Regions from separate parts of the Homo sapiens genome. Here region 1 is linked to region 2. Evidence: read pairs that join two places in POLR2A ChIA-PET (ENCODE). Cell type or tissue: MCF 10A. All regions are shown on one strand. Each heading gives the region's core, and the rest is flanking DNA. Links, peaks and the distances in the headings are about the cores only.

Evidence for each region. ChIA-PET counts read pairs that join two places held together with the same protein. Peaks named below come from ENCODE experiments on the same cell type or tissue, not always from the same donor. Only the 100,000 strongest peaks of a DNase experiment are listed, where the experiment ranks them.
Region 1: POLR2A ChIA-PET joins it to region 2 with 5 read pairs; 5 of 35 experiments call an interaction of 5 or more read pairs at or near these places.

Annotation. Positions count from the first base shown.
Region 1 is chr1:93,521,872-93,527,259 of GRCh38, reverse strand. It overlaps FNBP1L (formin binding protein 1 like), which reads right to left. Exons shown (of 17, transcript NM_001164473.3): 3 at 5,125-5,178; 4 at 3,769-3,916; 5 at 2,937-2,999. Among named protein-coding and RNA genes, the nearest start is that of TRC-GCA7-1, 8.2 kb to the right of the region's middle. In MCF 10A, for the core only: no CTCF peak of the experiment used is centred there; no DNase peak of the experiment used is centred there.
Region 2 is chr1:93,439,415-93,444,802 of GRCh38, reverse strand. No RefSeq gene overlaps it. Among named protein-coding and RNA genes, the nearest start is that of FNBP1L, 6.0 kb to the left of the region's middle. In MCF 10A, for the core only: no CTCF peak of the experiment used is centred there; DNase peaks (open chromatin) are centred at 1,132 and 2,302.

The sequences.
Region 1 (5,388 bases), core at 181-5,180, 82 kb before region 2:
AAGAGTTTAAAATACAATTTAAAACTACAATAGCTGTTATATCAAGCCATTTGTAGCCAAGAGGTTTCGTAGTTCAGTTTGTAATACAGTTACAACCAGATAGGCCTATAACTTACATCAAATAAATGCGCTCCAGGATTTTTTCAAATTTATTTAAATGTAGGCTTTATTTTGTACAGGTATTTTGATTAGTATGAGACACCAAATGAGGCACTTGTAATTTACTCAAAGCCCCTAAAATATTTAAATACTCATACATAAAATCACTTTGCTATGAAAATTAAGCTTCCACATTTCATTCTCTGAAACTGAGTTCAGAGCTGTGTTTTCCAATCAAGTAACTATAGGCTACTAATTCTGGTACAAACTGAGGCTACTTATGTACAAAAGTATTTTTATATTTGGTATCTTATTTGTGGGAAAACACCTACCTAATAATTCCTTGCAAAAGCAAAAGAACTAGTAGTACAATAATATTAAAAATGCTCCTTCCCTGAAAGATAATATAACATTATACAAGACAGAAATATACTCCAGAAAAGATTGTTTTTCCCTTCATCCTTGGTGTGGCAGACGAAGTACAGCCACTTCTACTCCCCTACTCTTGCTTAGCAGAGCCTGCCCCGCCCAGTACAGAGGCAGAAAACAGCTAATACTTGCTCTCCTAGACTCCCCACAGCCAGGGCAGAGGTAAGTAATCTAATTCTGTCAAAGGCATCCAGAGGAAATTTGTTGGGGACTTTCTGGGAAAGTTTTCCTTCCCTGATAAAATGGGATAGTTGGAAGTGAAATGCTGCCTTTTTCCCACCTCTGGATGAAACTGAATGAGGATATCGTGTTTAGCTCTTTAAGCCTACTGCTGACCTTAAGGAGACATGGCTGAGGAAAAGAGCACCTGGTCAAGATGGCAAAGTAGACAGATGAAAAGGAGATGGAGCCTGGTGACAACCGTGGGCTACTGACTAACTATGGAACTGCTCCATTTCTGAGCTCTGCTCTTATAAAACTGTATGCTCTGTTACTTGGAGCCTTGTAACTGATGGACCTCGCATCTCTGATGCTTCTATCTTCTTAATCTCTGACCATTCCTTTAATACCTCCTTTACAGGCTCTTCTGTCCTGATCTTAAATGCCAGTACTGCCTACTTTATTCATCCCAAGGTTAATAACTGTCTTTTAATTTTTTTCCTCAATTTTTAATACCCTGTCACTAATTCAACCTGTCCACCAGTTCTTTACATCACCTCGCAATTATTTCAAACGTGTTAGGAATTCTACAATTTCATTTTCTTGACTAAAGAGGAAGACATGGAACTAGGAAATAGAATCCTACACTTGTTTCTACATATTAAACAGAAATTATATTGGTTAGTTTCCCTCACTAGACTGCAAGTGCTACAAAAACAAGAACCATGTCATACTTACTTTTGTACCTCCAGAGTACATGTCAAGGATACTTTTCAATAAACACAAGTAGAGCTGAACTCACCTTTTTTTATAGCATTGTTAATGCCTTAAAGAAATCTCTCCTACATTTTTGATGCTTCTTTCTTTCTTATGACCTCTAAAACTTTTGCTTAACAACGGTCAATTGTTCTAAAGGCAAGTTGGCACCTATTAAGAATAATTTGTGCCAACACCAATTTTTAAAGGAACCAATGACTCATGAATGTAGGAGTATGTTATTTTGTGCAAATGAAAACACACACACACTCATTAGGTGGCAGATACTAAGGATGATAGTTAAGGCAATTTAAAACTTAATCAACATAAATACTTGGTGAAGTCTTGCTGAAACCAATTAGAAAATCAAAATGAAAATGAAAACATTATTAATATACCTAAGAACTCTCAATCAGCACTGGTGATTAGAATATCACATCAATGGTAGTTACATAGTAGAAATGTAATCAAAGTTTTGAAAATGCATTTTTAAAAGGGAAAGAAAACAGGCTGAAAGCAATGGAAGTATATACATGAGATTTTTAATCTCAAAGTACTTTTTCTAACAAGCACAGGCTAAACTGATTAATTTAACATGGAAAAACTCCCTTCGGCATAATTTTCAAGGAATACGCAGTGTCCACCAGAGAAATATGCTAGTAAAGAGTAAACTGTTCGATAACTTGAGGGTCCAAAAAGAGTATCTTATACTACAGAATATCATTTAATAGAGCTTTTTTTTTTTTTTGACTCTAATCCCATGACACAGATTATAGAGCATTTTATGTAAAGGCAACTGCAGTGTTCTACGTGAACATCTTGTTTTACAAATTATATACGAGAGCATTTAAGAAAAACCACATGAGCAAGTGCCTTGGGGAAATTTTTAAGTAAATAATTATTATGCCTTTATAATTTTGCCCTACAAAGTACTTTATTTCCTACAATGGGAAGGTTTCTATTAGCAGGCCAATATCAGGAGCATTTACAAAATTATACAATGACTGAACTGGAAGAAACATTTCATATCATCTCGTTCACTCTCTTCATTTTTCACATGCTAAAAATGAAGTCAAGAGACATCAAGTGTTAAGTTAAAGGTAGAAAAAGAACCTTGATTATTCTCAGTCCTCAGGAAATAGTCTTCTAAGATATATCTCCTTTTCCCTCTTACTTCTATCCTCTATTAATACTTTATAGTAACTACTTTAAAGTAAAAAAAAAAAAAAAAAAAAGAATCTCCTTAAATGTTCACAATGATTGAAGATTACAGAGTTCTTAAGTATAGAGTTATAAAGGACAACAAGAAAAATGACAAAATGACCTCACATCCTCCATTTACACTTTATTGACTATTATACAATAATACCAATGTCAAATTATTAATAATACACTGAGAAACATTAAACTCAAATAGATATGAAGCATAAAAGTATTTAGGGCTAATCTAGTCTACAAGATTTTATGTTAACCATGAAAATGTCATAACTCACATTATCCATCTGTTTCCAGCACATGTCAAGATATTGTTGAGCTTTTCGTCCTTCTTGCAGATGCTGAAGATTATAACCACGGCCAAAAAAAATAAAAATAAAAAATAAAACAAAAACAAATAAAAATAATTACATTTAAACACTAAAGTCTAAAGTCCCCAAAAGGCTTTTCACTTTATTTTTTTCAAGGTACTAATTATATAACTTTACCAAGACTTAGGAAGAAAGTAATGCAAAACTTCCTAAAAATGCATTTTATAGGATATTGTCTTAACACTTTACATATAACCTTGAAAACAGATACAATTTCCAGAAAAATAATGATTGTCTTGAATAGTAGATGACAAACATTTTTTATACAAGGTCAGATAAATATTGCAGGCTTTTTAAGCCACACAGTCTCTGTGACACTCAACTCTGCTAGTGTGATGCAAAAGCAGCCACAGGCAATATAAAAGTCAATGAATGTGGGTCTGTTCCAATAAAATTTTATGTATGGACATTAAAAATAAAATTTCATATAATTGTCAATGTCATGAAATATTATTCTTTTTTCAACCATCTAAAAATATAAAAATCATTCTTAGCCTGTGGCAACTAGCAAACAAAACCAAGCAGTTGGTTGGGTCTGGCCCATAGGCTGTAGTTTGCCAAACTTAAATCCAAAAGGATCATAAATTAGCAAGAGTATTTTGTGATAATTTTTAGCTAGAAGAAATGTAGTGAAATAGAAAAACCAGTTTATGCTGAACACACATTTTAAAGAAAACAAAGTGTTTCTGTGTGACTATTTCATATACTATTGCAATTGGATGAAAATTGTAAGAATTACCATTTTTCTTTCAGTTTTCAGATCATGAGCATATCTCATTAATTCACCATACACTCTGTGCGCCATTTCTTCTGCTACAACTTCTCGCTGTCCTGCATAGTCATTTAACTCATTAAGGATATTAAAAAAGGCTACACACGAGGTAAACCTGGCAAAAACATTTCAAAATGGTGAGACTTACTTTTATTTTCATTACAAATGTTGGTGAGGTATGGACTGAATCTAACATTTCGCAAATTTTAGCATATTCAACCTAAATCTCAGCTACTAGTTCTAAATTAACTTCATATGGAAAAAAATCCTGCATTAAGCTCAAGTCATACATGTTTGTATATCTTCAAGTAGTCTTTCATTTATTAGTAAAGGGATATTTGGGGTCAAAAAATAATAAGAATACTACCTGCAGGCTCTTTTGGCATACTGGAATCTCTTAAGTTGCCAACTGACTGGCCTGAGCTTGGGAATGAACTTGGTTGGATTCCTAGGCTTGGTAGCTGAACCTGTTGCAGAGATGATGTGCTTGCCAAATGCATCTCGATGGCTGATCTACAGAACAATTTTGCTATCAGCTCTGGACACAGCTGCCTGTATGCCTGCCCATATCCTGAATGGAAGTGAAGTGCCATTATAGTTGACACCAAAGCGGGTAAAGGGTCAAAAATAAGGGTAAAAACGTGTGTGAGGGAAGGAGAGAAACAAAGAGAATCACTGTATTAATGTATATATCTACTTTGAACATACTGCGGAACACTCTCTTACAGATGAAGATTAACAGCTCAGATAGGACTCCATTAACACTAAACCTGAGAATCCTAACAACTGACAATTATATACAGAGTTGTTTGTTTAAGTCGAGTCTCCTCTTGTTTCTCCATCTAAACAGTCATCCACATATTCCTCTTTAAGACCACAAAAAAACTCATAAGTGATTTCTAACCTTTTAATTTATTTCTAATGCAAAAACTCTCAGTGCTTTTCAACATCCCTTTATACCAATCAGTCAAATTGTTTTACTATCTATAAGAGTAAAAGCAAGAATCTACGAAGCCAACAACTACACAACCAAGTATGAAAAATATCCTTTTCTTCTGCAGACTAAATCATTCAAGTGGAGTCCTAGTCTACATTTTAATTGAAAATCTGTATCTGACTATTCTAGAAAACTGTTGATCAAGCCCACTACAGTATTTATCCTCATAAAAGATAAACAGTAGTTCCTTCTTTCATAAACATTAATTTTTAAATTAAACTTTATAAAATCTTTATAAAAAGCTAAGAATATATCTTACTAAATAATAAAAATATAAGTATTTTTAAATTTTTTAATATGCATTAATGAACAGGTATGTAATTTACCGTGGCTCTTCATCTTTGGATGAACGTTTGGGGCAGTACTTCTTAACCAGATTTCTATAGGAAGAAGATTTTTTAAAGTTTATTAAAAATTTCAACTATTGTTACAATTGAAATAGTCTAAGTTTTCAATTTCATTCAATCATGAATTTTATGATATAAAACAATTAAGACAGCAATATGATCTCTACTCCATTAGCATCATAATATGTAATCATTACTTACAATTTGTTCTTAAAATACTGATACCTGGAGAAAGAAAGGTTA
Region 2 (5,388 bases), core at 177-5,176:
CTTATTCTTTATAGACTCATGACAAGGCATTTTGTAAGCAGTTCAAGCACAGAATTTTTATCTCTAAAAATGTTAAAACTGGCCAGGTACAGTGGCTCATGCCCGTAATCCTAGCACTTTGGAAGCCTGAAGTGGGAGGATTGCTTGAGGTCAATAGTTTAAGACCAACCCAGCCAACAAAGCAAGACCCCATCTCTTATTTTAAAAAATTAAAGTAAATTAAATTTAAAATGTTAAAACATAACTTTCAGAATCGTGAAAGAAATATCTCTTTATTATAGTAGAAATCTAATATTAATTTATTCCAGATGCTACCTCTATATCATAATTTTAATAATTAAATGTAAAAATCTTCAAACCAATTATACTTTTTTGCTACTTGACCTATCTTGGCAATCAATCACCACATAGTTTCGATTTCATATTACATAATTTATAAGGTAATAATACTAAGAAACAAAAGAATGATATTGTTCTATTTTCTCCATATACAATGAAGCTACTCTACAAGTAAACTTGAAAGGGCTTAAATTACAAAGGTGCTTTAGCAATTTAAACAATTATTACAATGTATCTTTTTATTATGAAAAATAACTTATTGAATGCATTTTCTTTTCAGGCATATCATAGAACTCTGGTCTATAATAATCCATTAAAGTGTTTTCTTTTGCATATATTATCATGTAGCAATTCAAATGCAAATTCCTTTTATAATTTCTTTATGTTATAAACATTTAGCTAATGCCCTTTCTGGTTTCAAATATTCCCTTCATGAATCCTTTATTAAGGCAAAATATGAAACAAGGTTTTTTCACTGCTGCTTTCTGGGATATATAATAATTTACTAGTCCAAGAACATCAACTTTCAACCATAAATCAATCCCTTGTCATTTGAAAATCTTAAGACATTGTCTTAAAATTAAAGCTACAGAGACAATGTCCAGAAATAAAATTATCCTCCAAGTAGCTAGGCCAGAACAACCAAGCTAAAACTACCTTAAGGAAGAAAATCAAAGAGCAGTACCATTTTAATGTTTCAAAAATGGGATCACACTAGCATGCTGAGTCCATGCCAGCCAAATGAAGAATGGCACTGGCTAGTTAATAGTCATCACTACTTTCTGTACTGCCAGTTTTCCTACCCAAGAATTGGAAGAAATCCAAAACTTCAAGGGCATTGCTCAAGGTGGCTCCCTGAAGAAAGAAAGAAAGAGAGAGGGGAAAAAAGTGAGAGGGAGACAGAGAGGCCATTTTATATTTTTTGGAATTCTACTCACCATTATTGAATCTAGTTAAAGCATTTCATGTAATTGCTCTAGTGAAATGTGGAAAAACAAAAAAAAATTCTATATAAATCAAACAGAATAGACGTGTTTAAAGAGGTAACTTATGTCTACTTTTCTACATTGGTTGGATTTTTCCCACTGCATTATGATAGAACTGTGTAACTTTAAAAACGTTTAGGTATTTGTTTATATTAAATTTTCTTCAGGGCAGGAGACCTGGTAGAACAAAAGTTATAGTTTTCTCTAGGTGTTGGTTGTACTTTCCCAAACCCGTTCAAAATTTATATTAATTTCTTAAAGTATTCCTATTTTTTTTCTTGTTGTTGAGTTTTGTTTGTTTGGAAATTTTTTGGCATGTGATAAAAATTTTCAAGATATGCACACCAGTTAACAAAGAACAAACATTCTCTGTTTTCTTTTTATGAAAACCAGACAGGTACATCATATAAACTCATAGAAATAAAATCAGCTTGTACAGATTCACAAGAACAAATTTTCAGGAATTTTGCCAACAGGTTGTTAAAAAGTGTTAGCTTGATAGCAGTCATGGTAAGAGTTTTTACACCACAGGAATTAGGAAATGCTTCCAATCAGGGCTTTTTTGCTGGAGCACTGATTGTTAAACATAAGCATACCACCGTCTAAATCCTATGTAGATTAGCAAGGAAGGAAATGAAAAGGTACTGTAGCTACAATTCTGAAATGAAATGATAAATTTTAATTTTATTGAGTCCATTCAGATATTGTCTGGGATACTCAGGGTCTAACACAATTATAAGTTCTTTTCATCTCTTATATAACAAAATCATATCCATTGTGGTAATCTTTGCCTCTACTATCTTCATAGTAGGATTCTAACATTTGTAATTCTTTGTCATTTGATATTTATTATAATATTGTTGCAGGCCGAAAGAGTGAGGTTTGTGACCAACTCAGTATACCACTGGAGGCTATATGAGTAAACAGCAAACTGTTCCCTTGAAAGCAGGGTGTTGGCAAACTGATAAACTGCGTCTGCCGCCCAGAAGGAATGCTGAGGGCAGTCACGCCCCAGGCACGTGTTTCTTGTGATTAGGCGCATCTGAAGCCTGTTAGCAATAATGTGAACCTGTGATCAGTTAAGTAGCTGACCAATCATTACCTCCTGCTCCCTGCTCTATCTACACAATAAATATGAACGGCTGTAGAAGCTCAAGGCGGCTGCCTTTGCTTAGTAGAAGCAGGAAGCCCTCTTCTTCTTCCCCAGATCCCTTCTTTAAGACAGTTTCTTTTGTTTTAAGTTTTCATTTCTCGTTCATCCTCCTTCGTTCAGCCCTGTGGTAACCGTGGCAAACTGCAGCATAATATGTTATTATTGATTTACTTAAAAGATAATAAACCACAATTCTGCATCCTTCATGTCAGAATTTTTCACCATTTAAGTAAATGCTTAATAACTTTTTTATTGATAATAAAAATGATTTAAATAATCAATCATGAACACTTACCTCTAGGCTGGTTCTCTTTATCCTTATCCAAATCCAGTCTGCTAAGATTTTAATGTTGATTCTAAAGACTAACATGGCTCAGACTTTAGATATTTTAAATTCTTTAAAAGTAATACACATAATCTACTATGTGTAAATTCAAGATTTGGTGTTTTGTTTGTTTGTTTTTAAAGAGATGGGGTCTTGCTCTGTTGCCCAGGCTGGAGGGCAGTGACATGAAGCATAACATCATATTTCACAGCAGCCTTAAACTCCTGGACCTCAATTCCTCCTCAAACTCAAGTGATCCTCCCACCTTAGCCTCCTGAGTAGCAGTGACTAATTGTATTCCACCAAATCTTGCTAATTTCTTGTGTTTTTAGAAAGAGGGTCTCACTATATTGCTCAGGCTGGTCTCAAACTTTTGGCCTCAAGTTTATTTTTTAATTTCAGTGGCCACTTCACTGTAACAATACAGGTTTATCCCATGAGATAAAACAGCAAATTAAATCCATTTATGTTGAAGTAAGCCAACAGATACCTAATTTATCATTAAACTCAGAGAATTTGGCTTTAACCTAAAGGGCTTGGTTTTAAAATTATAACCTAGGTCGTCTCAAAAAGAGGGCATTCTACAGACTATCAGTTGGAATAACTTCCGATGACTCAAAATTTTCTATAGGGCTGCCAGATTAAATATTCAGACTCCCACTTAAATTTGAATTTCAGATATTATAAATATTGCATGGAATATACTTACACTAAAAACTATTTTATATCTGAAATTCAAATTTAGGCATCCTGTATTTTAATCTGGTAACACCAAGTATTCTTAAATTGAACACCCTAGATCACAGAGTCTTAACCCGATGAATTTAGACCACAGATTTGAGGGCATTGCTGAATACATGAAATTAGATATAAAAGATTTTTAATAGATGCATCCATAGCTTTTAGCAGGGAACAGAAGCATAGCTTTTATCGGTAGCTCTTAATGAAGCATTTGCTTCAAAATCTCTTGGAGAGCCTTTTAAAAATTAGTGACTTACAATATTCAGAACAGTAGTAAATGATGCTATCACTTCTGTTTAAAAGAGAAAATCTCACTCTCTGTGTGCATGCACAGAATACCTCTGGAAGGAAACCCAAGAAACTGGAAGTAGTACTTCCCTCTGGACAGGGGAACTAGGAGACTGGGATGATTTAAGAGTCCTACTTCTCACTACTTCTCTTTTGTACATTTAATTTTATTACATTGTCCGTATTTTATCTATCTAAAGAAAGTTTAAAATTACAAAAACCAACAACGCCCAGGCCTCACTGTAGGCCTATTAAGTCGGAATTTCTAAATTTCCAGTGATGGAGCCATAATGTTTGCATGTATTTTTGTTAACTCCATAGTGTATTTTGATTATTAATGAATATCACACACATTGCTCTGTGGAATTTGCCAAAAAAAACAGCAAACACAAACACACCACAAACTCACACGAACACCATTCCCTGCATCTCCCAGGAAAGACCCAGAAAATAAATGACTCACTTCGAGCAAGGCTGGAGAGGTTCTGTTTAAGGACTCATGTGCGGTGAGTTCAAACAAATCTCCGCTTAGGTGTGGTGAGACAGGAAGCTGCTCAGTGTTTAAGCTGAAGGTTCAGGAGAGGGGACTCTTAATTAATGTTTTTGGCCACCAGATTACACAGAAGGGTAACTGAACATTTGCTTATCCACCTATGAAGTAACCTGCCTTTTCTGCACTTCTAGTGGGTGGGTCCAGGAGTAACAAGGATCTGCTACCCCTGGAAACTCTTCCTAGTGTTGTGCTCTCATAGCAATTTACCCAGACTGCTTCAAGGAGACACCCTGCCTGTTCACAATTTATCTCATCTTCACTATTATACTCAAATGTCATTTAAGGCCAGGTGCAGTGGCTCATGGCTATAATCCCAGCACTTGCAATGCCAAAGGTAGGAGGATAGCGTAAGTCCAGGAGTTTGAGACCAGCCTGGGCATCATAGTGAGACCCTCCTGCCTCTACAAAAAATAAAAATATTGGCCAGCCATGATTGCATGTGCCTATAATCCCCGCTGCTCAGGAGGCTGAGGTGGGAGGACAACTTGAGCCCAGAAAGTTGAGGTTGCAGTAAGCTGTGATCATGCCACTACACTCCAGCCTGGGCAACAGAGCGAGACTGTGTCTCCAAAAAAAAAAAAAAAAAAAAAAAAGGTGTCATTAAATGTTAAAGGAATGACTGACTACAATACTTCAGGATTCAATCTGCAAAAAGAAAACACGCCCAGCTGAGTATCCTAGAACACTTTCTAGATCATTCTCCTGGAGTTAACCTGAAGAAGTGGTGTCTCTTGCGTACCCTTTCTTCTCTCCATTTCAGCAAAATTGGCAAGAAAGAATTTCTTCACAGGCAAACATACAATTTGAGAAAAAACAAATTTTTATTCTCTGCTCTTAGTATCCTATTTCTGGTTCCTGTGCCCAGAAGAAAGGAATGCCACAAGTTACATGACTGCAAGCAATAGTAAACAAGTGTATTTCACAGTTTGATCTAAAATCTACCTGGAGTTGAATTTTGTGAAAATACAGAGTTTCACAGTTAATACAGTGAAGTTTCTAGAAC